3 separate regions of the Homo sapiens genome follow, and all the other regions are linked to region 2. Evidence: chromatin loops called from intact Hi-C (ENCODE). Cell type or tissue: B cell. All regions are shown on one strand. Each heading gives the region's core, and the rest is flanking DNA. Links, peaks and the distances in the headings are about the cores only. Region 1 holds the start of CIT (citron rho-interacting serine/threonine kinase). Region 2 overlaps BICDL1 (BICD family like cargo adaptor 1). Region 3 overlaps BICDL1 (BICD family like cargo adaptor 1).

Region 1 (10,727 bases), core at 910-8,909, 210 kb after region 2:
TTAGCCAGGATGGTCTCGATCTCCTGACCTCGTGATCTGCCAGCCTCGGCCTCCCAAAGTGCTGGGATTACAGGCGTGAGCCACCGCGCCCGGCCATGTTTTTATTTCTTTTGGTTATATGCCTAGGGAGGAAGATGTTAGGTCATACTGTTGCTCTGTTTAACTTTTTGAGGAACTGCCAAACTGTATTCCAAAGTGGCTGAATCATTTTACATTCCCACCAGCAGTTTAGGAGGGATCCATTTTCTTACACCCTCACCAATACTTGTTATTGTCTTTCTGTTTATTTATAACTATCCCAGGGGACATGAAGTGTTATTGTGATTTTGATTTGCATTTCCCTAATGACTAATGTTGTTGGGCATCTTTTCACGTGCTTTTTGGCTATTGGCATATATTTTTTGGAGAATTGTCTGTTCAAATCTTTTGCTCGTTTTTAAATTGGGCTATTTGTTTTTTATTGTCAGACTGTAGGAATTCTTTGTACATAATGGATGCTAGTTTCTCATTAGATATTTGATTTACACATTTTTCTCCCAGTTTGTGAGTTGCTGGCTTTAGATTTTACAAAGCATTTCACATCTCTTAGCTTTTAAATCTCCCTATAGCTAGGCAAAAATTTAGGCTCAGAGGTTAAATGATGTGTGCAGAATCAGAAGTTTGTTCATATGTGAATTCAATAAACTTTTATTGAGAGCCTACAAAGTTGACTGTTGCTAGGCTAGAAAGATCAAGTGTCTAGAATTTGATTTCCATTTCAGTTAATTTTTTAATTTTTTAATTTTATTTTTTGAGACAGAGTCTCACTGTGTCACCCAGGCTGGAGTGCAATGGTGAGATCTTGGCTCACTGCAACCTCCGCATCCTGGGTTCAAATGATTCTCCTGCCTCAGCCTCCTGAGTAGCTGGGATTATAGGCATGTGCCACTCTGCCTGGCCGATTTTTTTGTATTTTTAGTAGAGATGGTGTTTCACCATGTTGGCCAGGTTGATCTTGAACTCCTGACCAACTTCAGGTGATCCTTATGCCTTGGCCTCCCAAAGTGCCAGGATTACAGGCATGAGCCACCATGCCCGGCCTCCATTTCAGTTTAAAACCTCAAATGGAACACCATTGGAATGAGAGAAAGTGAGGGGAAAGAAGAGAAAAGGACAGAAGAAAGTGGAGAGGAAATCAAGTTGTATGTCCTTTGCTTGTGTATAGTGCTTGGGAATCTCTTCCTTTTGTATACCCATCTTCACTTAAGGCTCCAAATATGAAAACACGAAACACTTATTTTAGAATTCAGTCCTTACTTAAGCCGAGTATAACCCATACTCCCCAGTCTCCTTCTGTTAAATTACTTAGCCATCACCCTCTTTGGTTTCACCATAGTAGATCACAGAGCAAGGACTGGAAGGCCCATTCTGAGGTATCCACTTTGCATCTGAGCCAGTGTGAGAGTGGGTCCTCTCCATAGGGACGGACTCTTGTTAACAAAGATTGATAATAAAGCCACATTGTCAGTTTATTAACTTACAATGAAAAATACACTTTGACATTTGGTTAGTAGTATATTTGCCCTTTCTAGGCAAGTGGTTCATGACATTGGCTGCACATTGGGGTCACTTGGTGTATTAGTCTGTTTTCACACTGCTGATAAGGACATACCTGAGACTGGGCATTTACAAAAGGAAGAGGTTTAATGGACTTGCAGTTCCACATGGCTGGGGAAGCCTCACAATCATGGCAGAGGGCAAGGAGGAGCAACTCACATCTTATGTGGATGGTGGCAGACAAGAGAAGAGGGCTTGTGCAGAGAATCTCCCCCTTATAAAACCATCAGATCTCATAAGACTTATTCTCTATCATGAGAACACCACAGGAAAGACCTGCCACCATGATTCAATTACCTCCCACCAGGTCCCTCCCACAACACGTGGGAATTCAAGATGAGATTTGGGTGGGGCCACAGCCAAACCATATCACTTGGGGAGCTTGATCAACTTCCAATTCCTAGGCTTGATCCTGGAACAGTGAAATGAGGATCTCCAAGGATGGGGCCCAGGTATCAATGTTATTTTAAAGCTTCCCAGGTGATCTCAGTGTGAATGCAAGGTTGTGAACCACTGCTTCTGGAATACCTGCACCATGAGAAGGTATAATAAATGGTGTGTGTAGAATCAGAAGGCAATTCATTTGTAAATTCAGTACACTTCTATTGAGAGCCTGCAAAGTTGATTGTTGGTAGGCTGGAAAGAAGTAATTAAATTGTAATCAAATGCACATGGAGTTAGATTTCATCATTTAGTCCACAAATATTTATAAATATTATGTGCTAGGTGCTGGGATAAACATAAGTCAATACAGTTTGGTGGTTATCAAAATGGGCTTTAGAATGAAAGAACCAACTGATGTCCTGGCTCCACTGTTTACTAGTATGTGACTTAATTTCTCTAAGCTTGAATTTCTCTGCTGGTAAAATGGGGTTGCTAACAATAATGCCTACTTCAGAGGCTTGCTTAAGAATTATGTCAAATGATGCAGTGTTTCCCAAATTTCAAGATTTGTTCTAAAGCTATACCCATGTACAACCTGTACTACTGTTTACTTAATATTTCCTTTACTGGCTCATTTTTTCTTCTTAAATATTTCCTTTGGTCTCACTCCAAGTGGTATCATCTATAAAATACTTGGTTGGATGGGCTAGCTATAGTTTTTCTAACATATAGTAAAATATATAATTTAACAAATAAGTGACTTTTTTTGCCACTTGAAAGTGTTGCTCATACCAGTTGTGGGGACACATCTTTGGGAAACAGGGAATATCTGGGATATTTGCCTCTGAGCCAGCGTGAGAGTGGCTCCTTTCCATAGGGGTGGATGCTAATAATAGTGCCTACTTCAGGGGCTATTGAAGGCTTGCACCTAGAAACCTAGAAAGCACTCAGCCAATGATAATTATTCTTTTTTTTTTTTACCGAGTCTCACTGTCTCACCCAGGCTGGAGTGCAGTGGCAAGTGAGATCTCAGCTCACTGCAACCTCCGCCTCCCAGGTTCGAGTGATTCTCCTGCTTTACCCTCCTGAGTAGCTGGGATTACAGGCACCTGCCACCTCGCCAGGCTAATTTGTATTTTTAGTAGAGATGGGGTTTTACCACATTGGCCAGTCTGGTCTCAAATTTCTGACCTCAAGTGATCCACCAATCTTGGCCTCCCAAAGTGTTGGGATTACAGGCATGAGCCATTGGGTCTGGCCAGTTATTTTCTTTATATAGAAGTTTCTGGGCTGGGCGCAGTTGCTCACACCTGTAATCCCAGCACTTTGGGAGGTCGGGGCAGGATGATTGCTTGAGTACAGGAATTTGAGATCAGCTTGGGTAGCATAGGGAGACCCCATCTCTACAAAAAAAAAAACCCAAAAAAACAAAAAAACAGCCAGGCATGGTGGTACATTCTTGTGGTCCCAGCTACTGGAAGGGCTGAGGTGGGATGATCACTTGAGCCTGGAGAGGTGGAAGCTGCAGTAAGCCGTGATTGTGCCACTGAACTCCAGCTTGGGTGACGGAGTGAGATTCTGTCTAAGAAAAAAGAAAAAAAAAGAGGTGCTTGATAAATAGTAGCTATCCATTATTGGCCCCGGGAACAAGAAGTAAGTTATGTTTGGGGAAGGAAAAAAGAACAAATGTGTATTAAGCAAGCCTGTAGCTCTAATTATGTGCTGGTGTGCGTGTGTGTGTGTGTGTGTGTGAGAGAGAGAACACATCTCCAGTTCTGTCTACTGTAGAATTAGGAGAGTACAAAAAGGACTTTACATATATAAATAGAACATACACACACACACATGCGTGCACACATATACACACAATTTAATCATTATGAAACCACATCCATATTGTTGCTACCTAGGTTAAGAAATAGATCACAGCAGCACCCCAACACCCTGAAAGGCCTCCATCCCAACCCCAGGTAACTACTATTCTGGCTGTTGCTTTCTTTATGGTTTTGTCATTACTTTAAACAATGACAAAAACTGCAATGATTTGCATCAACCTAATACATCCCTCCTTAAACAATGTTGCTTTGTTTTGTCCTGTTTTGGAACTTATAAGAATGGAATCATAATGGAATCATATGTTATTTTCTTGCTTCCTTCATTAGGCCTTGTTTTGAGACTCATTATGTCATTGTGGTTAGTTGCAGTTTATTCTTTTTCATTGCTTGTGAAAACACTGCAATATACAATTTTGTCTTTTCTACTGCTGATGGACATTTATATCACTTCCAGTTTTTTGCGAACACTATTTTGTATTCTTATACACATCTCTTGGTGTACATAAGTAGGAGTTTCTCGCCGGCGTGGTGGCTCAGGGCCTGTAATCTCAGCACTTTGGGAGGCCGAGGTGGGCAGATCACTCGAGGTCAGGAGTTCAAGACCAGCCTGGACAACACGGTGAAACCCCATCTCTACTAAAAATACAAACAATTGGGCATGGTGGCATGCACCTGTAATCCCAGTTACTTGGGAGGATGAGACAAGAGAATAGCTTGAACCTGGGAGGTGGAGGTTGCAGTGAGGCGAGATCGTGCCATTGCACTCCAGCCTGGGAGACAGAGCAAGACTCCATCTCAAAATAAATAAATAAATAGGAGTTTTTCTTAGGTAGAGAAACTACACCTAGCAATAGTCATAGAATGCACAAATCTTCAATGTTAGCAAATAATGCCAAACTTTTTTTTCAAATTTCAAAGAGATTGTATCCATTTACACGCCTACGGGTACTGTATAAGTGTGTGTACTTCCACATCTTCGCAAACACTGTCACATCCTTTTGTTGTTGTTGTTCTCGAATTTGAGTGTTATTCTTTCTCACTGTGACTTTATTTTTCATATTTTCTGATTATGAACGAGGTTGACAACTTTCACACATTTGTTGGTCATCTGGATTTCCTTTTTGGTGAAGTGCCTGTTTAAGTATCTCGTCTATAATTTATTTTAAAGTGTCCTTTCAGACAGTCTCAATGACTGTCACCAACTCCTTGCAGGGCAGTCAGCCCGGAGATAGAGTAATCAAGGTAGGTTGAAGTCAAGCTCAAAACATTCGCTGCCTCAGCTGTAGCAGAGGACCACTGGGCTTCCCCAGGTAACAAGTACTTCTACCTTAGCCACATGAGAGAGAAAGAAGACCAGGCAGAGCAGCCTGGCTGCCTTCCTCCTTGCAGGTGGCCGAGAGCAGGGGACAGCGCCCTGGCGACCTCCTCAGGGATCCTAGATTAACAGTCGCGTCCTCAAACGCAGCATCCTGCGTAACCGCCAATTTCAAACTTCCAAGACCTGCCCTGCTGATTTTGCCCTTCCCTTTTTCCCGTTGGTCGCGAGTCAAAGGAAGATGCAATTTGATTGGCTCTCCCCTTCACTTTCCTCCATGCCTTTAGGGACATGGGCGGGGCCTGGCTGAGACGCCCATGTCTATCATAGGAGCGGAGACGCTGATTGGTCCAAACACGGCTGAGACCCGCCCGCGCCGTTCCTCGGGTTCAAACGCGGCGGCGGGAGGCGCGGGGCGGAACAGATCGCAGACCTGGGGGTTCGCAGAGCGTGAGTCTGATCCCCCAGACCCAATTCTACCGCACCCGGCTCTGCAAGGCCAGGGGAGGGCCGCCTCCACCCATACAAGTCCCGGGTTTCCCTCCCGCCCCGGGGAGGGCGGCGATTCCACCCCCAGGGCTGCGGGAGGCCTGGAGGGTCTTCCGGGGCTAGCTGTGCGCGCGCCCACCTTCCTTGGGAGCCGAGGGGTCAGCCGAGTGGTGCTGGGGCAGGAGGCTTGCTCCTCCCCTAAACCAGGCGGAGTGCTTTGTCTCTTCAGCTCTGCCTCCTGTCAGCACTAACTGCATTATTCTGCCCAGTGTAGTCGGCCGGTTCCTTATTATCTGCGTGAACTTAGCCATTTACTTAACCTCTCTGTTTCAGCGTATTCATACCCCGTGCCCACCCCATCACCTCATGATGCCCCCGCCTCTTTCGCTCTGCTCCAGTCCGTCTGGCCTCGCTGTTGCTGGAGAGGCCAGGTCCTGCCTCAGTGCTTTTGGCTTGGCTGTTTCGTTTGCCACGGATGTCTTTCTTTCCCCAGATATCAACATGGCTTGCTGGTCATTCGCTTCAGGTCTTCAAGTCTTGGGTCAAATGGTGGCTTCTCAGTGAAGTCTTATTTGACCACACTAAAAATTGCACCATCTCACCCCCATTGTCCTTTTCTTGCTCGATTTTGTTTTTACCCCATAGCACTTAACACCTTACAACAAGCTATATATTTTGCTTATTTCAGTCATTCATTTAATAACTATTCGCACCTATTTGTGTGCCAGGCTATGTGTGCCCCCACTGCATGGGGGCAAACATCTCTGCCCTTGTGGAGCTTCCATTCTAAGGGGGGAGATAATAAACACATTTATAAGTAAGAGAGTATGTCAGATAAGTGTATCATCTCCTGTCACAGTGAGTTAAAATCTGGTGTTTAATCTCCATGATTAGACTGAGCTTCCTAAAACTGGAGTGGTAGCTGATTTTCACCTCCTTGTCCCTGATATCTTGAGGGAGATCAGGATCTCTCAGGCCCTTCCTGCTCAAAACATAGGACACACTTGACTTTTCTGATATCCTTTCAGCGCCAGTGGGGAGATGTTGAAGTTCAAATATGGAGCGCGGAATCCTTTGGATGCTGGTGCTGCTGAACCCATTGCCAGCCGGGCCTCCAGGCTGAATCTGTTCTTCCAGGTAACAGCCTACCCTGCCAACTTTGCTCACCTGTGTGTGTCCTTGGAATCTCCTTGTCACTCACCTTTGCTTTTATTTATTTGTTTATTTATTTAGAGTCTCAGTCTCTCAGGCTGGAGTACAGTGGTGCAATCTCAGCTCACTGCAACCTCCGCCTCCTGGGTTCAAGCGATTCTCCTGCCTCAGCCTCCAGAGTAGCTGGGACTACAGCCGCCTGCCACCACACCCGGCTAAATTTTGTATTTTTCTTTTTAGTAGAGACGGGGTTTCACCATGTTGGCCAGGCTAGGGTCGAACTCCTGACCTCAAGTGATCCACCTGCCTTGGCCTCCTAAAGTGCTGGGATTACAGGCATGAACCGTGCCCAGCTTGCTTTTATTATAGGACCAGGGATAATATTTTAGGGGAAATTCTGTTTTGTTTTGTTTGAAACAAGGTCTTCTGTCGACTCTAGGCCTGTGCCACCATGCCTGGCTAATTTTTTAATTTTTTGTAGGGATGGGGTCTCACTGTGTTGCCCAGGCTGATATAGAACACCTGACTTCAAGTGAGCCTCTTGCCTTGGCCTCCCAAAGCACTGGGGTTATAGGTGTGAGCCACTGCACCTGGCCCTCTATTTAGAGTTTTATATGCACTGATTCTTTTGGAAAAAAGACACTGTGCAGAAGTAGATAGCTGAACTTGCCTTAGAAGGGAGATCTTTTCATATTTCTCACACTTTACACTTCTGTACTAAAGTTTATTCATTCATTGATTGATTGGTTGCTTGCAAGACAGGGTCTTGCTCTGTGGCTCAGGCTGGAGTGCATTGGCACAATCACGGCTTACTGCAGCCTTGACCTCCTGGGCTCAAACGATCCTCCCACTTCAGCTTCCTGAGTAGCTGGGACCACAGGTGTGTGCCACCATACCTGGCTAATTTTTGTATTTTTTGTAGAGATGAGGTTTCACCATGTTGCCCAGGCAGGTCTCGAATTCCTGGGCTCAAGTGATCTACTTGTCACAGCTTCTGCAAGTGTTGGGCTTACAGGCATAAGCCCCTGTACCAGGGCAAGTTTGTCCTTTTATTGAAGAAAGAAAAATAAATGAACAAAGATGCTTTTTAAAACTACAATTTCTGTGGGTATAATCCTATTCATTTTCATTGCAGGGATGTTTATTTTTTAAGATTTTTTTTTTTTTTTTTTGAGACAGAGTCTTCGCTGTCGCCCAGGCTGGAGTGCAGTGGCGCGATCTCGGCTCACTGCAGGCTCTGCCCCCCGGGGTTCACGCCATTCTCCTGCCTCAGCCTCCCACGTAGCTGGGACTACAGGCGCCCGTCACCTCGCCCGGCTAATTTTTTGTATTTTTAGTAGAGACGGGGTTTCACTGTGTTAGTCAGGATGGTATTTTTTAAGATTTTAAAAAAAGTTTTGATGAATACCACACCTGTTTAACCCTCATTCCTCTCAAGATACACATTTCTGTCACCCCAGATGCGTTAAAACTTAATATCATAAGATTACTTCCAAATAGATTTTTAATTCTTTTGTTTCTGATGTATGTGGAACACTGGTGAAGTAGAAATCCTTGTTTGATTTATGTATTCGTAAGTCAGGGGGACAATAGAGACCATGAAGATTTAGAATTGAATCCCAGTCCCAGCACTAGTTAGCTGCATTACTTTGGGTGAGTCAGTTACCTTTTCTGAGTCCATTTGCTATTCTTTAAAATAGGTTGTAGCCTGTAATGCCAGTATTTTCGGAGGCTGAGGCGGGCGGATTACTTGAGGTCACGGGTTCGAGACCAGCCTGGACAACGTGGTGAAACCCTGTCTCTACTAAAAATATAGAAAATTAGCTGGGCATGGTGGTCGCATGTACCTGTAATCCCAGCTACTTGAAAAGCTGAAGCAGGAGAATCATTTGAACCCGGGAGGCGGAGGTTGTCGTGAGCCGAGATGGTGCACTGCACTCCAGCCTGGGCGACAGAGTGGGTAAGACTCCATCTCAAAACAAAACAAAACAAAAGAAAACAAAAAAAATAACATAGAGGTTGTAGTACCTAATCCACAGGGTTGTTGTGAGGATTAGATGAGATATTCGATTTAAAGCACTTAGCACCTTGCCTGGCTCTTAGTAAACTCCTTATAAAAAATGGTAATTATTGTTAATACTCAGCATAGAATAGTATTAGTTATAATATTAATACTAAATTTGTTTCCTTAATAGTAATTATATTTGGGAAGGTAGTTATGTAGGATACCTGTAAGATGATGAATGATGAAGTATTCTTGATAACTTTTTTTTTTTTCCAAAATATTGGTATTGGGTGTTTAAACAGATGAGAGTGGAAACAAATTGAAAGCTTAGGTTTTTCTGTGGGACCATCCCCATCAGCATTTTAAGTCTTGACATATCTTTCACAAATGAATAGTCTGTCTTTAACCTTAGATGGCTGGAGTGCTGCCACGTTTCAGCCCCTTTATCATGCTACTTTAAAATATCTCCAACTTGCTGGGCGTGGTGGCTCACGCCTGTAATCCTAGCAATTTGGGAGGCTGAGGTGGGTGGATTGCTTGAGGTCAGGAGTTCGAGAGCAGCCCGGGCAACATGGTGAGCCCCTCCGTTTCTACTAAAAACACAAAAAATAGCTGACTGTGATGGTGTGTGCCTGTAGTCCCAGCTACTCGGGAGGCTGAGGCAGGAGGATCACTTGAGCCCTAGAGGCAGAGGTTGCAGTGAGCTAAGATTGTGCCACTGCACTTCAGCACTTCAGCCTAGGCGACAGAGCAAGACCCTGTAAATTAAAAAAAAAAAAAAAAAGAAAAGGAAAAAAATTTCCAACTTATTAAGGGCTTATAGTGTGCTGATTATGTAATAGTTATGGCTTCCAATGTGTCTGGCATAGAACTGGCATGTTTCTGAGTATCTCACTTCAGCCTCATGACAGAGGTAAGGACTATTTTTAATTTAAACTTTAAATAGGAGGCAACAGGCCAGGTGTGGTGGCTCACACCTGTAATCCCAGTACTTTGGGAGGCTGAGGCAGGTGGATTGCTTGAGTCCAAGAGTTCAAGACTAGCCTGGGCAAAATGGTGAAACCCCATCTCTACAAAAAATATAAATAATTAGTCAGGCATGGCGGTGTGTGCCTGTAGTCCCAGCTACTCAGGAGGCTGAGGTGGGGGCATCTCTGGGGCCCCGGAGGCAGAGGTTGTAGTGAGTTGAGATTGCAACACTGCACTCCAGCCTGGGCAACAGAACGAGACCCTGTTTCTAAATAAATACATAAATAGGAGGCAACAGATATAGACAGATATGGAGGTAGGTAAGGCCTTGCCCAAGATCATACACGTTGGGTTTTGCAGATGAGGCCAAGATCAGACTCCATCTTTGGTTGGTCTGACTCCAAAGGCTGACCACATAGCCATTGGGCCACAGCACCTGTGCACGTCAGAATTTATTAAGTATATCTTGTATTTAGTCATTATAACAGGAAGACTTATGGGTAAACCCTCAGTTCATCTCTTTTTAATGCTGAGATCCCCCTGCCCAGTAAAGCTATTATTGCAAGTATAGTATATACCTATCATTTGCCTTGAGTTATCAGGTAAGGATGCTGTTTGTTCTTTTCCCATATAGTGCTGTTTGAATGAGGTTGAGATACAGTAGCAATTTTGTTTTCCATTCAGGTGAGTACCTTAGACTGAGTGTCATTTTGTCTTTTTTACTTCTACTCAACAGGATTTCCTGACATGTTCGAGGTCAGTGATTGTCAGACTTTCTGAGCCAGCAAAATTTCCCAAATTGCTGGGTAGACACAGGTTTTCCAACTTTTTATTTTGCCAAGTAAGGATATATAAAAAAAAAATAAAAAGAAAGACCTATTATTTTCTGGCCCTTGTATTTCATAAAGGGCATTTTAAGAAACAACAAGACAGGAAGAACATCATCTCAGAATAAAGGACCATTTTTAAATTTGAATACATT
Region 2 (10,727 bases), core at 715-8,714:
CTCGAATTCGTTCATGTGGTCCAGAAAATGCCTTCCTCCCCACAGCCCGCCCCACCATGTTTTACAGAACAGCAGCCTTTCCCATAGAGAAGCCTGTGGACAGGGCAGCTCCACTCCCTTCCCATTTTGGTGGCTAGATTCTGACTCTGGGTAAGACTCCATTTGACAAAAGTTCTGCCACTAACAAAGTTTGAAAACTCCTGCTTTAGAAATATGAGCAGCCTGTGTAATTAGCATCATCAGTAAATGTAACATGTGTCTGCTCGATTCCTTCATGACTTGAACCTGGCAGGCTCTGCGGCATCCTGGTAAGACCCCAAGCTTTTCTGGCTAAACCCCTGAGTGAGTCAGCCTGTGGTGTCCGAGCACAGGACAGGTGAGGCCTGTGTTCAGGGCAGGCTCCCTGTGGCCAGGGCAGATGACCTCTTTGGTTCCGAGCAGCCACTGACGAGATGAGGGCATGAAGTTGGGCTGGCTGGGCCCCTCCATCTGAGCAGCTTGTCCACTCCTCCTCCCTCCCACCCATGGGTGTCATTCTAATATCTCTGCAGGTTTCAGCATGAAACAAAGGGGCCTTCCTGAGTCATCGTGGGGTAGCAGTGAGTGTGGACCCCTCACGCGCTCTGGCTCAGGGCCTGCTCTCCAGCCTCCCTATTCTCTCAACCCTGTCTTTCAGACTCAGCTCATTCCTGGTCTTCTCCTTGCCCTTGTCTTCTTCCCTTCTCTTCCATCCCCTTTTCCACTTGCCCCTCAGAGCTGGCACTGTGCCAGGTATTTGCCAACACACGGTCCCTCCTTATAAGGGTCTAGTATATGATCCTTGGCACAGTGCCCTGCACTTACGACGTGCTCAGTAAAATCTACGCTAAATCCAATGTAGGAATGCTAAAGGGTCTTTCAAAAACCAACCTTTCAAAGCTGCCAATGTTTTGTTTGGCACACTGAAAACTTCATTTTTTTAACTTTAAGCAATCAGGTCTGTCCAGGTCGCCCTTTAGAGTTTCCCAGACACACGCTGCTCATCATTCCAGGCCTGCTGGTCCCTCAGTGGATGGAACAGCCATCTATGAGAAGACGGCACCAGCCGTTAGCACTGGGCCACACACTGCTGAAGAGCTCACTGGACGCGACTGTGATGGAGGAGGGAGCTGGGACTTGAGGGCATGTCACACTGCACAGAGATGACGCCAGGCTCCAGCACACAGAACACAGTGGGCCATGAGGGGAGGCGGCGGGGCAGCACAGCAATGGCAGGGCGAGACGGTGGATGGGATGTAGGGCTCAGGCTCACCTCAAAGGCAGGAGGGGTGTACAACTAAAGCTGTTGATACGGGAACTGAGAAAGGCCACTAGATCAGAAACCAAAGGAGCCAGATAGTAAAAAGCCCTGAGGAAGCAAACTGTAGCCGGGAGAGAAGAGAGAGAGCAGCGGTCAGCCAGGGCGCGGCCAGCTGGCTGCCATGCAGGAGCCAAGGAGCCAGGGACGGGCACCCTGCGGTGGGGCCAGTGTTCTGGCTGCCAGCCCCATGGGGCCCTGGGAGGAATGGTCACCAACAACCTGCCCTCCACGGGGGGCTTACCTTGTAAAGCCACAGACGGCTTTTCATCTGTCTGGATGAGAATTCTTGGGGAGAAATATTAATGTTTATACCCATATCCTAAAACTGTGCTACCTCAACCTCACGAACAAAACCCAGCCAGCCACAGCCCAGTCCAGTGGGGGAGCCATGCTGGACCCTGAAAACAGTGGGTCTAGAGAGGGACCCACTGACTCCTCTTCCCCAGGGCCTGTGCCAGCACAGTGCTCTTTGGAAAATGGAGGCTGGCCCTTGAGAAGGGGAAGGGTAGCAGCTGCTGGCTGCAGGAGGGTTGCTGAGCCGCATCCCGCTGTGAATTTTCATGCAATTATACTGAGCTTCCTGGGCCTCCATGTTAACCAGTTGTTTCTTTCCAGCTTAAAGCCCAGACAACCAGCTGAAAGGGGGCCCCATTCCAAGTCTGGAGATCACTACATCTCCAGACAGCAGCAGCCTGGGCACTGTCGCTCAAAAGCATCCTTAAGCATTCTTCCCCAAGGACTAGGGGACATGAGCTCTGGATCTTGCCAGGTGAAGACTGGGATGTGCTGTTCACCCAGTCACATGGAACCCTCCAGTGGCAAACTCTCCTTACACTCTGCCTGGGTTCAGAGATTCCTCCTGGAGTCTCCTCTCGCCCTGGATCTCAGGCTCCAGTTTACCTGCCAAGCTTCCAGCTGCTGCGAGAGGTTCAGTTTCTGCTGAATGGCATCCAGCAACTGGCTGTTCAGAGACATCATATCCATCCTGCACTTGGCAAGTTCCAGCTCCACAGCATTCTTCCTGAGAACAGACAAGCCAGGGTGAACATGGACACCTTGTGCCAGAGGCATCTTGGTCTTTACTTGGGGCACCTGGAGTCCCAGGATGAGGAAACAGGCTCTGACCCTGAACTCACAACAAATAGCAGCTGCAACAATAACTATGATGTTGCCTGCAGAGGGTTAGTTTGCAACATGTTTTCACATATATTCTCCCAGTTTTCATAACCAACCTGTAGGTGAAAGGAATATTTGTCATCCCCACCTCACGGATAAAGAAACAGAAGTTGAGGCCGGGTGTGGTGGCTCATGCCTGTAATCCCAGCACTTTGGGAGGCCGAGGCGGGTGGATCACCTGAGATCGAGGGTTCGAGACCAGCCTGACCAACATGGAGAAACCCTGTCTCTACTAAAAATACAAAATTAGCCAGGCGTGGTGGCACATGCCTGTAATCCCAGTTACTCGGGCTGAGGCAGGAGAATTGCTTGAACCCAGGAGAAGGAGGTTGCAGTGAGCCGAGATTGCACCATTGCACTCCATCCTGGGCAAAAAGAGCAGAACTCCGTCACACACACACACACCACACACACACACACGTTGAAAGAGCAGAACTCCGTCACACACACACGCCACACACACGTTGAAAGAGCAGAACTCCGTCACACCCCACACACACACACATACACACACACACACACACGTTGAAAAAGGACAATACTAAAATAAGGACTGGAACCCAGAGGGGATCAAAAGCCTCACACAGCATAAAGGAGCTACTCATCCTTTCCCAAAATGGCCCATTCCCCACTGGAAGGCAGGAACCTTGTCCTGCTGGTATAGAAGGGATTCCTTGTAGTTAGCAATCCCCCTTAGGGGAACTGTCCTGAAGATACAGAGGTGTGCGAAGATAGCCACACAGTGGTGATCACTATAGCTTAGCTAGTCAGAGTAGCCAAGTGGTCATGAATGATGGGATGGAATACAGTCACCAGTAAAAACCATAAAGTAGGCCGGGTGCGGTGGCTCACCCCTGTAATTCCAGCACTTTGGGAGGCCAAGGCGGGCGGATCACGAGGTCAGGAGATTGAGACCATCCTGGCTAACAGTGAAACCCCGTCTCTACTAAAAATACCAAAAATTAGCCAGGCATGGCGGCAGGTGCCTGTAGTCCCAGCTACTGGCGAGGCTGAGGCAGGAGAATGGCGTGAACCCGGGAGGCGGAGCTTGCAGTAAGCCCAGATCGCGCCACTGCACTGCAGCCTGGGTGACAGAACAAGACTCCGTCTCAAAAAAACAAAAAAACCCCATAAAGTGTGGCCAGGCGCGGTGGCTCGTGCCTGTAATCCCAGCACTTTGGGAGGCCAAGGTGGAAGGATCACCTGAGGTCAGGAGTTCGAGACCAGCCTGGCCAACATGGCGAAAACCCATCTCTGCTAAAAATACAAAAATTAGCTGGGTGTGGTGGCAGGTGCCTGTAATCCCAGCTACTCGGGAGGCTGAGGCAGGAGAATCGCTTGAACCTGGGAGGTGGAGCTTGCAGTGAGCCCAGATTGTGCCACTGCACTCCAGCCTGGGCAATAGAGCAAGACTCCGTCTCAAAAAAATAAAAACAAAACCCCACAAAAAACCATGAGGTAGAATATTTATTGACAGTTCATAACATATTGCTGAGTGGAAAAAGCACCAGAAAACAAGGTCTAGTATAATACTAGTTTTGTAAAACAAAAACTGCCTGTGTCCGCAGGGTGCTGTGGCTCACGCCTCTAATCCCCAGCACTTTGGGAGGCCAAGGTGGGCGGATCACCTGAGGTTGGGAGTTCGAGACCAGCCTGACCAACAAGGAGAAACCCCGCCTCTACTAAAAATACAAAAATTTGCCGGGCGTGGTGGCGCATGCTGCCTGTAATCCCAGCTACTCAGGAGGCTGAGGTAGGAGATCACTTGAATCCAGGAGGCGGAGGTTACAGTGAGCCAAGATCACGCCACTGCACTCCAGCCTGGGCAACAAGAGCGAAACTCTGTCTCAAAACAAAACAAAAAACTGCCTGTGTGTTCAAGGATATGCACAAAAATGTCTAGTTGGTTATCTCTGGGTGATGATTACTGATGGGTAACTCCTCCGACATTATTTTGCATTTTTTTATTTTCACATTTGTGTTTCACGTATTACTTTGTTCACCTTTCCCAACATTCCTAAATCACGGCTGTTCAATGCAAAAGAAAATTAATTTTTTTCGAGGGCAGGGGAACGGGAATAAAGGTGGAAGGACCTCTGCAGAGGCAGCCCTGGTTGCCCAACTGCAGAAACGTGTATTATTTAGCCCTTGCCTTCATTAATCGCTCCCTTAAGCACTCAAAACAGCAAAGCTAACAAAAGCATGCTCCTTGTACAGGGCCAGCGACTAATGTGCAGGGCTCAAGGGCAGCTAGAGGATCCGCCTGCAGAGGCCGCCTAGCTCGAGCTTCACAACACCGACCGCACTAACCGAAGTGCGGCCAGAAAAAGGAACAGGTGGATCCCACTTGCAAAGTGCTCAGGCCACTGCTGCGACCAGCACTTCTTCTTTGGCTTCAGGTCTACCGAGCAATTAGTCACCTGTGCCGACACCGCAAGTGCGCCCCGCCCGCCGGCCCGCCTGCCTTCCCTAGAGAAACCGCTCCAGACAGCTCAGCCACCGCGTCAGCCCCGCCCACTGCGGCAGCGACGGGACCCGAGCCCGTCTAATGGATGCTGAGGGCTCAGATGCCGAAGGCTGCCTCCGTCACACCCACTGCTATTGGCTGGCAGCAAACAGCGGAAATCCTCACGCGGCATCGGTTGCCATGGACACCCCTCCAGTAGCGTCAGAACCCGTGGTGCCCCACGACAGCCACAGCCTCCTGAGCTTCCGGCGTCCCCCGGCAGGTGGCGCCGAGAGCAGCGGGAGCCCCAGGAATGTGCTGACTAACGTTGCCGGCGAGGGACAGATGGGCCCAGGGCTACAGCCGCGGCGCAGCGCCGGGCATGGTGGGGTTCCCTTCCTTGCCAAAAAACGCCCTGAGGCAGGGGCTGCCTGGACGACCTCCAATCCTGGCCACGCGCTGCACCGTTGGGACATTTGCTCACCAAGGAATAAGTGCTCGTCATTCATGGGAAACCCCAGACCAGGATCAACACATTAATCACATTTTAAAAATAGGAATATTCCAAGGGCTCGAATAATTCCTTTTTACAAATGAAACCACTAGTAACTGACTTGTTTTTGTAAGGCAGATTGCTAGCCCAAGATTTATTTTTGGTTTTAGTGAAGGCCCTTCACCTGCAAGGAGATAAAAAAATTGCTACTTAATTTTCCTGAAACTCATTTATTGTATAGGAGAAGGTGCACCTTAAGGTTTCTGCAGCCCAGTGACGAGAAGGAAGTTATATTTCTTAGGGATTCTCACCCCTGACTACACATTAAAATCAAGGGGGAAAGAAGTGGGCCCCACCCAACTGACCCCACCCCGTGATTTCAACTGTATTGTTCTGGTGAGGTTCCTGGTGTCTGAGCGCTCCCCAGATGATTGTAATGTGCGGCCAGGATGGAGAATCAGAGATAACGTATATGGAAGAAGTATCTGGTAAAACTAAGTTACTATACAAATGGGGGGTGTGGTTTCCTCTTTAAATGATTCCTTAGGCTTGTCGTCTCAATTCTTGTATAACAAAAATTCATTTCTAAGGTATGGGAAAAGAACTATCCTCCCAGAGTAACCTAACTGCCCAGCCAGCCCTGTTCTATAGGAGTCCAGGAAGGACAGGACCCTTGCTCCAGAGTTCTCCCTACTGGGGGCATCCTTCCAGAGGGGAGAATTTGCAAGTCTAATCAGACTCCTGGATAGTAACTGGGCCTCCTTTGAAAGCAGGCAAGAGCATGCATTACAAGGTTTCATGTAGATTTGCTCACCCAGGTGGCAGAGCTAGGTTTTACTTTTTTTTTTTTTTTTTTTTAAAGGGAGAAAGACTGGACAACTTGCTTCTTCTCTCCTGCACCCTGACACTTTCTCTGTTTGTATCCCCCACCTTCCATCCCACCTTCCATGCTGATGACAGAATATGATCTTAATGTTCAGCTTCTTGTCTGAGAGAAGGTAACCAACCCATGTGTACTTCTATCTTCATTCTGCCTTTTTTTTTTTTTTTTTTTTTTGAGGCAGGATCTTGCTCTGTCATCCAGGCTGGAGTGCAGTGGCATGATCACAGCTCACTGCAGCCTCAACCTTCTGGGCTCAAGTGATCCTCCCACCTCTGCGACTCCAAGAATGTACCACCACACTCAGCTAATTTTTTATTTGTATTTTTAGTAGAGACAGGGTCTCATTATGTTCCCCAGGCTGGTCTTGAACCCCTAGGCTCAAGCAATCCTCCCATTTTGGCCTCCCAAAGTGCTAGGATTACAGGCGCCCTTGCCTGGCCTCCTTCTGCTTTTGATTTCTAGTGGACTTCCACGATAAGCATCTTCATTTTACCATTTTATTCCATCACACAATTTCACTGTTATTCATAAAGGTATGCTGCCTCCTCTATCACACTGTTACTTTTTTTTGAGATAGGGCCTCACTCTGTCACCCAAGCTGGAGGGCAGTGGTGCAATCTTGGCTTACTGCAACCTCCGCCTCCTGAATTTGTGATCCTCCAACCTGGCTACTTCTTTTTTTTTTGTTTGGGTAGGGATGGGGTTTCACCATGTTGGCCAGGTTGGTCTCGAACACCTGACCTCAAGTGATCCACCTGCCTCAGCCTCCCAAAGCGCTGGGATTGCAGGCCTGAGCCGCTGCACCCCAGCCTTATCACACTGTTACTTAAGTATCCATTAACTAAATATAGTGGAAATCCAAGCAGCAAAGATACATCGTTATGTGGGATTCACCAAGAATAATTTCTAAAATGAACTAGAAACTGACAGACACCATGACATGAGGTTCTGACCAGAAAGAAAAGGGGACCCAAAGGTAAAACGGAAATAGAGATAATGAAAATGATGAAAGAGAACAGAAGGGAGGGGGAAAGTGTGTGTGGAAGTGAGGTTAGAGTATGAGTAATTTTTTTTTTTTTTTTTGAGACAGAGTCCCCGTTCTGTTGCCCAGGCTGGAGTGCAATGGCGTGATCTCAGCTCACTACAACTTCTGCCTCCCGGGTTCAAGTGATTCTCCTGCCTCAGCCTCCTGAGTAGCTGGGATTACAGGCGCCTGCCACCATGCTTGGCTAATTGTTGTATTTTTAGTAGAGACGGGCTTTCACCATGTTGGCCAGGCTGGCCTCAAAACTCCTGACCTTAGGTGATCTGCCTGCCTCGGCCTCTCATAGTGCTGGGATTACAGGTGTGAGCCACCGCAACTGGCCTGAGTATGAGGAATTTTAAAGTCAGAAGTTAAAATGTGTGTCATATTATTTTTTTTACAAAAGCATACAGTATCTTATTTACACATTGTTTCCAAGTAGTTCATTTTAGCTTCCCAACAAGTAGCAGTGTAGCAAAGGGAAAAGGGTGTCAGGAAGACGGGAATCAGAAGACTTGAGGTGGAGGCTCATGAGTCACTGCTGGCTGTGGCCCTGGCAAAGTATTTCTTAGTTTCCTCATCTGTAAAATTGGGATTAAAAATTTTTACTTCTTACTGTGGCTGGGAGGATTAAAGAATAAAAGTGTTGGCCGGGTGTGGTGGCTCATGCCTGTAATCCCAGCACTTTGGGAGGCCAGGGCGGGTGGTTCACAAGGTCAGGAGATCGAGACCATCCTGACTAACACGGTGAAACCCTGTCTCTACTAAAAATACAAAAAATTAGCAGGGCATGGTGGCACATGCCTGTAGTCCCAGCTACTCGGGAGGCTGAGGCATGAGAATCGCTTGAACCTGGGAGGCGGAGTTTGCAGTGAGCCAAGATCATGCCACTGCACTCCACCTGGGTGACTGAGTGAGACTCCGTCTCAAAGAAAAGAAAAAAAAAAAGAATAAAAGTGCTTTGTAAACTATAAAGTGATGTATAAATATTACTATTGGCTGGGCACAGTGGCTCACGCCTGTAATCCCAGTACTTTGGGAGGCTGAGGCAGGTGGATCACTTGAGGTCAGGAGTTTGAGACCAGCTTGACCAACATGCTGAAACCCCGTCTCTACTAACAGAAAAATTAGCCAAGCATGGGGGCGCATGCCTGTAATTCCAGCTACTTGGCTGAGGCAGGAGAATCGCTCGAACCTGGGAGGTGGGGGTTGCAGTGAGACGAGGTCGTGCCACTGCTCTCCAGCCTAGGCAACAGAGCAAGACTCCATCTCAATAAATAAATAAATAAATAAATAAATAAATAAATAAATAAATAAATACTACTATTAATATTTTGTAAATGACCCCAAAGTAGACACATTTTTGGTAACTATCTCCTCACACTCCTTGAACAGGGTGGGGCTGGGCACCGTGGCTCTTGCTTATAATCTCAGCACTTTGGGCAGATCCCTGGAGCTCAGGAGTTCAAGACCAGCCTGAGCAACAGGACAAAACCTCGTCTCTACAAAAAACAAAAGCAAAAACTAGCCAGGTGTGGTGGCGTGCACCTGTAGTCCCAGCTACTCGGGAGGCTGAGAGGTGAGAGGATTGCTCCAGCCCAGGAGGTCAAAGATGCAGTTAGCTGTGACTGGGCCACTATACTACAGCCTGGGTGGCAGAGTAAGACCCTGTCTCAAAAAAATAAATACATAAAAAGTAATTCACAGGGGAATAGGGGATATGTAAATATGTTTGTTTCCAAAGTTTCTGAATGTAAGACAATGTGTTTATGAAGAAAATGTGGCCAGGCTGGGCATGGTGGCTCATGCCTGTAATCCTAACACTTTGGGAGGCCGAGGTGGGCAGATCACTTGAGGCCAGGAGTTCGAGAGTAGCCTGGCCAACATGGTGAAACCCCATCTCTACTAAAAATACAAAACTTAGCCAGGCGTGGTGGTGTGTGCCTGTAATCCCAGCTATTCGGGAGGCTGAGGCACGAGAATAGCTTGAACCCAAGAGGCGGAGGTTGCAGTGAGCTGTGAGCATGGGTGACAGAGTGAGAATTTCTCTCAAAAAAAATAAAGTAAAATAAAATAAACACGGCTGGGCGCAGTAGCTCACGCCTATAATCTCAGCACTTTGGGAGGCTAAGGTGGGTGGATCACTTGAGCCCAGGAGTTCAAGACCAGCCTGGGTAACATGGTGAAAACCCGTATCTACAAAAAATACAAAAATCTGCCCGGCATGGTGGCACAGCTACTTGGGAGGCTGAGGAGGGAAGATCACTTGAGCCCAGGAGGTGGAAGCTGCAGTGAGCTATGATTGTGTCACTGCACTCCAGCCTGGGTGACAAAGAGAGACCCTGTCTTAAACAAACAAACAAAAAAACACAAAACATTTTTAAAAAGACCTAGTTGGCTGGGCACAGTGGCTCATGCCTGTAATCCCAGGACTTTGGGAGACTGAGGTAGGAGGATCGCTTGAGCCCAGGGGTTTAAGACCAGCCCTAGCAACATGGCAAAACCCCGTCTCTAACAAAAATACAAAAAATTAGCCAGGTGTGGTAGTGTGTACCTGAGGTCCCAGCTACTCGGGAGGCTGAGGTGGGAGGATCGCTCAAGACCATGATGGGGAGGTTGCAGTGAGCCAAGATCATGCCACTGCACTCCAGCCTGGGTGACAGAGTGAGACTCTGTCTTCAAAAAAAAAGACCTAGTTTATTGGAAATATAAGGGACAGAGGAAAATGCTAAATGATGCTATGGGATGCAATCAAACCCAGAATGCAGCAAATCTATGAGAGAAATGATCCACTTTCTTCAACAAATAAATGTAATATGAAAAAGAAGAAAGAGGAGATGTTACAGACTTTTGGGACACATCAGTTAAATGGAATATGTAGGCTTCGGAGTCTGATTCTAAATCAGTTATCAAAAGATATTTATGGGCCAATTGGGGAAATTCTAACATCAACTGGATTCTGATATTATTAAGAAATTATTTTTTTCAAGTGTGATCATTGTATTGTGTTTTTTTTTTTTTTAATTCTTTCTGGTAGAGATGTATACTGAAGTGTTTATGGAGATGACACTATGTCTTGTGATTTAACATAATCCAACAGGGAGGTGGAGGAAGTGGGTGAGGATATAGATGAAATAACACTGACCATATGCTAATTAGTATTGAGGCTGAGAGATGAAGTCATCTTATATCTTCTATTTTTGTGTTTGCTTGAAAATGTCCATAATAAAAAAATAGAAACAAACAACAAAAAAACTAAAAAAAAAAGGTGAGGTAGATATATACATACGATAAAACTGGAGGCCGGGTGTGGTGGCTCACGCCTGTAATCTCAGCACTTTGGGAGGCCAAGGCGGGCAGATCACC
Region 3 (10,727 bases), core at 991-8,990, 75 kb after region 2:
GCACTTTGGGAGGCCAGGGCAGGCGGATCACAAGGTCAGGAGATCTAGACCATCCTGGCTAACACAGTGAAACCCTGTCTCTACTAAAAATACAAAAAATTAGCCGGGTGTGGTGGCGGGTGCCTGTAGTCCCAGCTACTCGGGAGGCTGAGCTCAGCAGGAGAATGGCATGAACCCGGGAGGCAGAGCTTGCAGTGAGCCGAGATCGTGCCACTGCACTCCAGACTGGGAGAGAGAGCGAGACTCCGTCTCAAAAAATGAAATAAAATAAAGTAAAATAAATCTATTACCATGTGAAGGTCTACAATTTTTTTTTTTTTTACATACTAAAAAGGAGTCCTCTTGTGGAGAAACTGGAACTCTCACGCATTGTTGGTAGGAATATAAACTGGTACAAGCTTCTTTGAAAATAAGTTTGGCGGTTTCTTAAAAAGTTACAGACAGGACAGGTGTGGTGGTTCACACCTGTAATCCTAGCACTTTGGGAGGCTAAGATGGACAAACTGCTTGAGCCCAAGAGTTCAAGATCAGCCTGGGCAACATGGCAAAACTGTCTCTACAAAAAATACAAAAATTAGCTGGGCATGGTGGCACATGCCTGTAGTCCCAGCTACTTGGGAGACTGAAGTGGGAGAATCACCAGAGTAGTGAGCCATGATCACGCCACTGTACTCCAGCATGGGTGACAGAGTGAGACCCTGTCTCAAAAAAAAAAAAAAAAAAAAAAAGGTTACAGACATACCATATAGCAATTCCACTCCTAAATATCTACCCAAAAGAAATGAAAGTGTAAGTCCAAAGACTTGTACATGAATGTTCCTAACAGCACTATTCATAATAGTTGAAAATTGGAAACAATCCAAATCTCCATTAACTGGTTATGGATAAACAAAATGCAGTATATTCACACAATGGAATACTAAAAAAGGAACTATTATGTGCTATAACACGAGTGAACCTCACAGACGTGATGCTAAGTGAAAGAGGCCAGACACAAAAACTATATATTGCCTGATTCCATTTATATGAAATATCCAGAAAAGGAAAATCAATACAGACAGAAAACAGATCAGTGTTTTCCTGGGGCTGCGGGTGGGGACAGGAGTGAAGACTGAATGCAGAACGATATGGGGGAACTTTTTGGGGTAGCAGAAATGTTCTAAAATTGGATTATGGTGATGGCTGCACAACTCTGTACATATGCTAAAAATTGAATTATACATTTACAGTGGGTGAATTTATAAACTGTAAATTATACTTCAATAAGGCTGTTTCAAAATATTGTAGAAGGTCATTGGATTAGGTTTTAAAAAGGGGGTTCCTTACACTGAAAGACTGGGAACCAGTGATCTGGACAATGGAAAAGGAATTCAGCAAGATTAAGTATATATTAAGAGAAGTGAAATAATTCTCTGGGTGGGTTCAACCTTTTAGTAAATGGTCAAGTTTGCTATACATTTGAACCACAGAACTAAGTAACATATGCTTAGCTGGCTTGTGAATCTAGTTCTAACACATACGAAGTTTCCAGATAAGGTGCTCAGCCCTGTGGGGGAGGTGCCCTGAGTGCACAGTCCTTGACTCAATGGAGTCAAATACATGAATTAACCGTAAGAGATGACAGAATGTAAATGACAAAAGAAAGGGACTAAAGCACTCTAGTTGGTAAGTAGGAGAGATCAAAGCTGGTGGGAGAAGAACAGCAAAGTTCTCATGAAGGAAGTGGCAACTGAGCCTGGCCTTCAGGACTGGGGGAAATTCCAACGGTGGTACAAGTAGAAAGAAGAGGCAGGGCTGGAAATGTGTGCTAGGTCCAGAAGGTACAGGGCTTTGAATGCCATGCCCTTTCTTATTTGTTATGCCAAGGGAGTCCCCTAAATGCAGTAAGAGTTGTTTAGAGCTTCCAAAGAGGAAGGTATCTGACAATGGGAAAAAATGGAGGAGCAGAGCTTAAAGGCAAGGAGATGTTTCAGGTTATTGCATAAAGTTAAGAAAGCTTCAACAAGCTTTCCCTTCCCACTGCAAGTGGGAAGGGGCAGACTCTTGAATTCTCTGGTCTTGGGGCAAGGGAGGGAAGATCCATCTTGAATTATGTGTCCTCTCTTGAGGGTTTCAGCTTTGTCACTTTCCCTGACTCTCATAAGATTTGTCTGTCTCTCCCACTGACAGTTAAAAGTCCATAACCTATAACTTTAGCAGACTGTATTTTCAGAAGACATGTTTTCACTCATTTTTTTTTCAAACAAAGGATTCTATTTGGTAAATAAATTCCTTTCATTTTAGGGAAGTAACATGACATACAAATAATTTTTTTTATTTTTTAATTTTTTTTTAGAGATGGGAGTCTCACCATGTTGCCCAGGGTGGTCTCGAACTTCTGGGATCAATCCTCCCACCTTGGCCTCCCAAGTGTTGAGATTACAGGTGTAAGCCACCACACCCAGCCAAGAATGGTTTGCTTTTTTTTTTTTTTGAGATGGAGTCTCGCTCTGTCACAGGCTGTAGTGCAGTGCCGTGATCTCGGCTCACTGCAACCTCTGCCTCCTGGGTTCAAGCGATTCTCTTGCCTCAGCCTCCTGAGTAGCTGGGATGAAAGGCACGCGCCACCACACTTGGCTAATTTTTGTATTTTCAGTAGAGACGGGGTTTCATCATGTTGGCCAGGATGGTCTCGATCTCCTGACTTTGTGATCTGCCCGGCTCAGCCTCCCAAAGTGCTGAGATTACAGACGTGAGCCACTGCACCGGTGCAAGAATGGTTTTTTAATTCAAACTCTGCTGGTTTTCAAAATAGATGTTACTTTTGAAAGATGCCTCAATCCGATGCTACATTAAATTTTATTTTGGTTTTTGAGGAATAATTCAAATACTAAGCAGAATGCAAGGCTTCGAGTTGACTTGAAGTAACTGGTAGGTAGGTTCTATGTAGGGCTCCTTTTAAATATTGAAGTTCTTCTTTAATAATAGCTTTCTGTCTGCTAGGTTTTTAAGTAAACAGACTGCATAAAACAAAACATGATCGTTTAAGTAAACAGAATTACTTTGCAAAGATTTTTACACCTTGTTTTTCAAAGATTTTTTATAACACACATTTACCTAAACCACAGGTTTACTGGCTGTGACCTTAGATGAGTCACATCCTCCTACGGCCTTAGTGCTTTCTTCAACTGTGAGATCAAAAGGTCAGACTAGACAAGAGCTAAATAACATGGGTTAACCTTGCCCTTCAACAACTGTAATATGCGGGGGTTTCCACCATCTTAAAACACTATGCTAGAAATCTAAAGTCAAATTAGTTATTACCTACATTTCAGTCTTCAGAACAAATCAATGAGACTTTTCTGGATCCCTGCCATAATATGCATGGCACTAAGTGTTGTTGGGGATAAAAACTGGTTAAAGGCTGGACACGGTGGCTCACGCCTGTAATCCCAGCACTTCGGGAGGCTGAGGCAGGCGGATCACTTGAGGCCAGGAGTTCAAGACCTGCCTAATCAACATGGCAAAACCCTGTCTCTACTAAAAATACAAAAATTAGCCAGGCGTGGTGGCGGGCACCTGTAATCCCAGCTACTCAGGAGGCTGAGGCAGGAGAATCACTTGAACCCAGGAGGCGGAGGTTGCAGTGAGCCGAGATCGCGCCACTGCACTCCAGCCTGGGTGATAGAGTAAGACTCTGACACACACACACACACACACACACACACACACACACACACACACTCTGGTTAAAGACATAGTCCCTGCAATTCATGGTGTCTAAAACCTAGCAGGAGAAGAAATATAATCATGTGACATTAAATGACAATAAAATTTGGACCACAGGCTTTATAATTTTTTTTTTTTTTTGAGATGGAGTCTTGCTCTGTCCCCCAGGCTGGAGTGAAGAGGTGTGATCTTGGCTCATTGCAACCTCCACCTCCCAGGTTCAAACGATTCTCCTGCCTCAGCCTTCTGAGTAGCTGGGACTACAGGCATATGCCACCAGACCCGGCTAATTTTTTTTGTATTTTTAGTAGAGACGGGGTTTCGCCATGTTGGCCAGGCTGGTCTTGAACTCCTGACCTTAGGTGATCCACCCGCCTTGGCCTCCCAAAGTGCTGGGATTACAGGCATGAGCCACCATTACCGGCCCACAGGCTTTATAACTTAGATAAATTAAGAGTTTGACAAAAAGCATTCCCAAATGTCCCTACCACTGAAGGCAATGTAAAGGATAATGATATTCCATGTATAGCCCACCCTATGGGAGGTGGGGTGCTGGTCTGTGTAGGGAATGAGCTGGACACAGTATAGCAGATCTTATATTCATATTTTATAATCTGTTAGTTCCATTTCTGCAGAATTATAATGGAATAAAGGCTTTCCCCTTCCTTTCCCTTCCCTTTCCTTTAAAAAAGAAAAAAAATACATAATGGAATAAAGGTTCTAAGTGGTGGACTGTTTGAGGGATTCAGCTAATACCTCATGTCCTTAATTCATATATGAGAACACATAGAATTGATATCTATTACTTAGATCTTATCATTAATGTAAAGGGAAAGACATATGCTAAAACATCTCTGACATCATAGTTACATCTTGCCCGCCCTCTGAGCCTGACCAGGACAGTGTCATAGGAGGAGGTATAACTGGTATCCATGGCAACATCACCAGACTGGGACAATGTGAAAAGCCGTAACCTAGCAACTGATGACGAGAGGTGTGTATAGGGGGAATTCTTACAGTTCTGCAAATGACAAACATGCAGCATTGAATGCAACTAATCATACCAGGGCAATGCGGAAAATCTGACTTATTCGTGGAGAATTACAGAATGTCAACCTCATAAAACCTTAGTACTATGATGCATAATTTTAAACAGGAAAATCACATAAACACCTCCTCATTCCCCACACCGTCAGTCGTGTGCAGGGAAAGTACCTTATGTGTCATGACTGGAATGGAAAATAAATTTTGTTGTGGCACCAATCATCTCAACCTCTCTCTATTTCTCATTACACAAAGGAGTAAATTTGGGTGAGAGGAGAAGCCGCCCTCGGTCCCAGAGAAGGATGAATATGTTCTGCATGCAAAGGCGGCAGCATTACAAAGTTACCAGACATGATATACCACATCATGTGAGACTATCTCTCTACTAATTTTCTTTCCAACAGAGATCGCATACGTACATGTGGACATTTAGAGAGCGAAGGAATCATCTCGTTCAATCTCCGTGTTTTACTGACAGAAATTGAAACCCAGAGTGAGGATTTATTCAAAGTCAGAAAATTAGTGACAGAACATGGGCTAGAACCTAGGTCTTCTGTTTTCCAGGTCAATTCATTCCATTAAAGCACAATGCTATTCTTCCTCATGTTTAAACAGAAATGCTGTTGGACTTTATGGGAATGAGAAAAAAACCTCTATTATGTAAAGCCATTGAGAGCTTAGGGTTTATGTATTATAACAGTTAATGTTATTCTACCTAATATAACCATGAAAGGGTCTATCTCACCCTAAGGCAATCCCTGAAAAAGATACCAACTTTTTTTTATTTTGGGGATTCTGGATCAAGTTATAACTTCAAAGGAATTTACCCAACTCTGTGATTATCAAAGATATTACCTGAGTACAAAAAGACCAAACAGCTTCTCTATCTGGGATAGAATGGTGAATGTGTACCAAAAAAGGTGATACTGTTACAACTATATCTGCCTTGGAATCCTACCTAGTTAGAATTGGAAGATCTTAGCAATCAGCCACTCTAATCTCTTTAGAAAACTGAAGCCCAGGACTCTTTCTACTGACTCCATTATGGCTGACACTGGCTAGTTGTTCACCAACCCATTTCTTCTCCTCCCTGGGCAAAAAGCTGGTCTACATTTCCCAGGTTTTCTTGTAACTGAGTATGGCCATGTGACTGAGCTCTGACCAGCAAATGAGCGGAAGCAACAGGCACCATTTCCAGGCATAGCCCACAGAAATCTTCCAGGTTCTTTTCCTTCTGCTACGACCTTAGAAGTCACCTGTTGAAAACAGCCGAGTCACAAGATGGAAGATGGCTGGAGGAGAACTGAATCACTGCCTGAACTAAGAGCCACTGACCACTCAGGAATACCAGCTTTTAATTCCTGTTAGGCTACTAAAAGTTGGTGACTGATCCGTCACAACAACTTCAGTATTAACGAATAAAACTGTAACTAGGGTTACTCTTCTACAAATAATGAATACCACCCCTTTTTTTCTTAATCAGTAAATATCATTTATTATCAAAGAGATGGCTTGTTTTACTTGTTAAGCCAGTAAGAGCCCCACAGGAAGCAGCAGAGGACTGGGACTGCAGACTTGAGCAAATCACTTAACTTCCCCGGGGCTCTGCTTCCTTAACTAGTCATAGATTAGTGACTGCACATCATTTTTCTTTAAACTCAGATAAAAAAAAACACTTTTTCCCTCAAATAAAATATTAAACAGAACTTCAATACATAAAACATTAAAATGCTCAGGTTGAAGTGAAAATGGGGAAGGGGACAGGAATCCACCAGATTAACAATCCATTCAGCTCTTCCTTGCAGCTATTCCCTGAGGCACCTCTTAGAGACCTATGGCTCCTCAGAATAGTTTGAGAACCGCTGATTGAAACCAATGGTTTTCCAAATTATATGGGATTTTTTTGTTGGCACCCACAGCCCTTTTCCATATGAAATCTTATGTGAAGCCTCAATAAACAGAACAGATAAACAGAACAAAGTAATCTTTTATTAAGTATTTTATAATGTAGATGTATAAAATTTATAAACTCAATTAAGAAAAATTAGACCTTTCCAAAATAATTTGAAATTGGAGGATAAGGATGATGGTGGCAATCTTACTCAGTATGCATGTATTTGTGAATTTAGTTGATTTTAAATATTGAAAACAAATTGTTTTATTCACCCAGTGAAGCAGTTACAAGCGCAACCAGTTTTACTCAGTCCACCTTACAACTGCATAATACTCTTTAGTTAATAGAAGTGGCATGGAGGCTGCAGGCTGGCGTCTCCACACATTCAGGCAAAGCTGGCAGCACAGGCTGAGGCACTGGTGGTCTTGCGTGTGTTCTACATGACATCTCAAGAGGGTTCATGATGACTATTTTGGTAATGGTTCTTTGGAGTGTTACAAATTTTAAAAACACATTCAAGTTTGCAGAATCCCTGAAGAGCAAACATTTCACAAACCACTGGTCCAGATAGACCAGAAGTTCTCTTTTAGCTCTAAAACACTTATAATAGCACTGGACTATTGGCCCAGATGCCAATGTAGAGAAATGGAGATGATGCTATCTGTGTCAAAACATTACTTGCTTTTCTGTTGATGGTTCATTCACTGGATACAGATATTTTGTTTTTCAAAGCAACAATACTTAGGAACCACAACTATGGGCTAACCAGCATAAGTAACAAAAGAGTATATAGTATGCTGCCAACTTTTTGTCTGCCTGTCAACTCCAACCTTCCTACCATCTGCAATCTTCCTACCATTTACCAAGTACAAAATTTGGGGGCCCCACCTCACATCAGGCAAGGGCAGCTCATTTAAACTCTATTTTTATCTCTCCTACACAATATACCAAGCTGTCTACAAGGATTGAGTGAATCCAGATTTCAAGGTAAAAAGAAAGACTAACTGCCACATTAAGCCAAATCTAGAAGCATGAAAAAGATCTACCCCTACAGTAATTAATCTGAATCTTGGGCCTTCAAACCTCCAAAATTTAGGCCCAATATACTAGAACTTTAGGCGTTCCTCTTTGGAAAAAGAAAACCAGAACTAGATACTTGTAGCCCACACAACCAACCTGAAGACTCTTGAATCAGGCATGGCTCTCTCGGTAAATAATTAAGAACAGGCTCAGCCAGGCGCAGTGGCTCATGCCTGTAATCCCAGCACTTTGGGAGGCCGAGGCGGGCGGATCATGAAGTCAGAAGATCGAGACCATCCTGGCCAACATGGTGAAACCCCATTTCTACTAAAAATACAAAAATTAGCTGGGTGTGGTGGCGTGTGCCTGTAATCCCAGCTACTCGGGACGCTGAGGCACGAGAATCACTTGAACCCAGGAGGTGGAGTTTGCAGTGAGCCGAGATTGCGCCACTGCACTCCAGCCTGGTGACAGAGGAAGACTCCATCTCAAAAAGAAAAGAACAGGCTCAACTAATCAATACAAGAATCTACCAAAAAAAAAAAAAAAACACCTCTATGCCGGAAGAATAAGCAATTACCACCCTAATGTGTTTAACCTACTAATTAGCAATAGCACAATCTGGAAATGCTGGAAAATCTGTCTTCACAGAAGAGAGCTCCTATGTAAAAGGCCCTTTTCTGTTTTAGCTGAAGTGGTCCTCTCAATATACCACTTTTAATCCTTCTAGTACATCCTTAATATAACAAACATTGCTAAGAATGAATTCCAAACATTTGGATTCATTTTACCTAGTGATGTAAAAGGCATCCAAAACAATACCACCCAGCAAATATCAACCAAAAAATCAACCAAATCAATGAGATAGAAATACATATGAAGTGGTTTTTATTTCCAATTGACTACCCATCCTGGAAGATTTACAAAAAGCCAATCCTCAAGCCAGTGGTTAACATGTAACCTTTGCAAGGCCTTGAGCAAGTGTCACCAAACTTCTGACCCTCAGTTTCCTTATCTGCCAAATAAAGAGTAACTATTGGCTGGGCACAGTGGCTCACGCCTGTAATCCCAGCATTTTGGGAGGCCAAGGCAGGTGGATCACTTGAACCCAGGAGTTCAAGACCAGCCCGGGCAGCACGGTGAAACTCATCTCTATAAAAAGTATAAAAAATTAGCCAAGAATGGTGGCTTACAGCTGTAGTCCCAGCCACCTGGGAGGCTGAGGTGGGAGGATCACCTGATCCCAGGAGGTCAAGGCTATAGTGAGCCATGATGGCGCTGCTGCACTCCAGCTTGGGCAATAGAGTGAGATCCTGTCTCAAAAAAAAAAAAAAAAAAAAAAAAAAGAAAGAGTAATTATCATGACTTCCATCACAGGCAGGAATGGGATCAGAAGAGGTCACATATGAGAACGTCCTTTGGAAATTTAAATAGCTGTTATTTGGTTGAGAAATTATCTTGTTTTCATAACTTCTTTCTAGAATAGGATGACTAAAAATTGCCAGCCTCTGTAAACGAAGCAGACTTTTAAGAAAAAAACAAATAATACAGCCCCCACCTCAAAAGGAACAAAAGCCCATTCAGCAATTAAAACTACTTCTGATAACCAGCTGTTGCTCACTGTAAAGTGTTCTAGAAACAAAAATGGTTCTGCATCACTCAACAGAGGCAGAGTGGTGGTGACACTTATGGACACTGTATTAATGTCTTTAACTCCAAGAAAGGAAACTGGGAGAAATGTGCTTCAAGAAGTGTACCAGACGCAGAGTTGCTAATCCAAAATGAGCTGTTTAAAGAACAAGGATCTGTTTACCTTTCAGAGGAAAATTAGTCTTTTCAGAGAAGATTAGTTTCAGCTAGTATGCAAACTGTATTCTTTGTGTGTGGATAAGGCATTAGAGGCTGACTGAGGAAAACAGCTCCAAACAGGCAGGAAACAGACAAAGCATCTGTTTGCATTAACTTCCTCCTACACATCTCACCTCACAGGCATGAACTCAGAAGGTGGTTCTTCTAGGAGCTGAGAGTGTGTACGTGGGGGGTGGGGGACACTCTTGTCTGAATTCAGCTTCCGTCACTGTGAATGAGGAAATTCTTGGTGACAACCTCATGAAAGGTACTAGAACAGAGTCTCAGGTCCTGAGAGAGCTCAGATGGCTGCGGAAATTTAACTCAGTATTTCACCTCAATACAACAGAATTCTCATTTGTTCTACTTATGTGAAACTAACATGGATATGTAAAGGGCATCTCAACCTTAATTATCCACACAGTCTAAGATGAATTATTTGACTTTATATTCCAACCTATCCCTCTTTCCTTCCTCTAGCCTTTGGTCTCTCAAGTTAATGATGCCACTATTCCTCCAGTAGCTCAAGACAAAAACCTAGGAGTCATTTTTGATTATTTTTTTTCTTTAACCTTCCTTCCCACAACCATTTATTCCATTAGTAAGTCTTGTCAGTTCTACCTTCAAAACATATATCCAACCTAACCCGTTTCAACACTTCCATAATCAAAGCTACCATCAACTCTACCTGGGGAGTCGCTTCTTCATCCATCTCTATCCCTCCACCCTCAGCCCGATAATCCATCCTCCTAGAGTAACTAATCTTTTAAAAGTTGTTATCAATCAGGTCATGATGCTCCCCTGCCAAAAACATATCACTGGCTTCCCAGCACACTGACTAAAACCCCTGGTAGCTAGCAAGGCCCTATGAGATCTGGCTGCTGATTACCTCTCTGATCTCATCTCCTAACCCTTTCCAAGCTAACCACACCCCAGTCATAGCAGCCTTCTTTCCACTGTTCTTAGGCTTTTACATGTTGTTTTCTTTGCCAGGAATACTCTTTTGCTCCTTTTTATCCTGCTCAAACTTCACCTCCCCAAAGGTTCCTTCCTGAGAATCCTATCAAAAATTGAGTTGTCTCTACAGCTACCACTTTCTCCTCCTTACCTGGTTTTATTGTATTCATAGTACTATCACTAGCTGATTTGTCTGTTTATGTATTTCCTTCTTTACTGTCAACTTCCTGCATTATTTTCAGACAGGGAATGCACC

What was found. Hi-C counts contacts between places; a loop is a spot of excess contacts. Peaks named below come from ENCODE experiments on the same cell type or tissue, not always from the same donor. Only the 100,000 strongest peaks of a DNase experiment are listed, where the experiment ranks them.
Region 1: a loop joins it to region 2, with 15 times the contacts of the local background. A loop is called at or near these places in 6 of 110 quality-filtered maps.
Region 3: a loop joins it to region 2, with 10 times the contacts of the local background. A loop is called at or near these places in 13 of 110 quality-filtered maps.

Annotation. Positions count from the first base shown.
Region 1 is chr12:119,872,102-119,882,828 of GRCh38, reverse strand. It overlaps CIT (citron rho-interacting serine/threonine kinase), which reads left to right and starts at 5,509. Exons shown (of 48, transcript NM_001206999.2): 1 at 5,509-5,580; 2 at 6,648-6,756. The coding sequence starts at 6,661. RefSeq lists a silencer at 5,750-5,829 and an enhancer at 6,060-6,119. In B cell, for the core only: no CTCF peak of the experiment used is centred there; a DNase peak (open chromatin) is centred at 5,428; H3K4me3 peaks cover 1,439 bases; H3K27ac peaks cover 461 bases.
Region 2 is chr12:120,081,584-120,092,310 of GRCh38, reverse strand. It overlaps BICDL1 (BICD family like cargo adaptor 1), which reads right to left. Exons shown (of 10, transcript NM_001367886.1): 9 at 2,240-2,360. Among named protein-coding and RNA genes, the nearest start is that of RAB35, 30 kb to the left of the region's middle. RefSeq lists enhancers at 940-1,532, 4,907-4,986. In B cell, for the core only: CTCF peaks have their summits at 5,030 and 5,240 (motif pointing right); a DNase peak (open chromatin) is centred at 5,090; H3K4me3 peaks cover 929 bases; H3K27ac peaks cover 558 bases.
Region 3 is chr12:120,006,436-120,017,162 of GRCh38, reverse strand. The region is part of intron 2 of BICDL1 (BICD family like cargo adaptor 1); the gene reads right to left. Among named protein-coding and RNA genes, the nearest start is that of BICDL1, 23 kb to the right of the region's middle. RefSeq lists an enhancer at 4,503-4,582. In B cell, for the core only: no CTCF peak of the experiment used is centred there; DNase peaks (open chromatin) are centred at 3,172 and 4,672.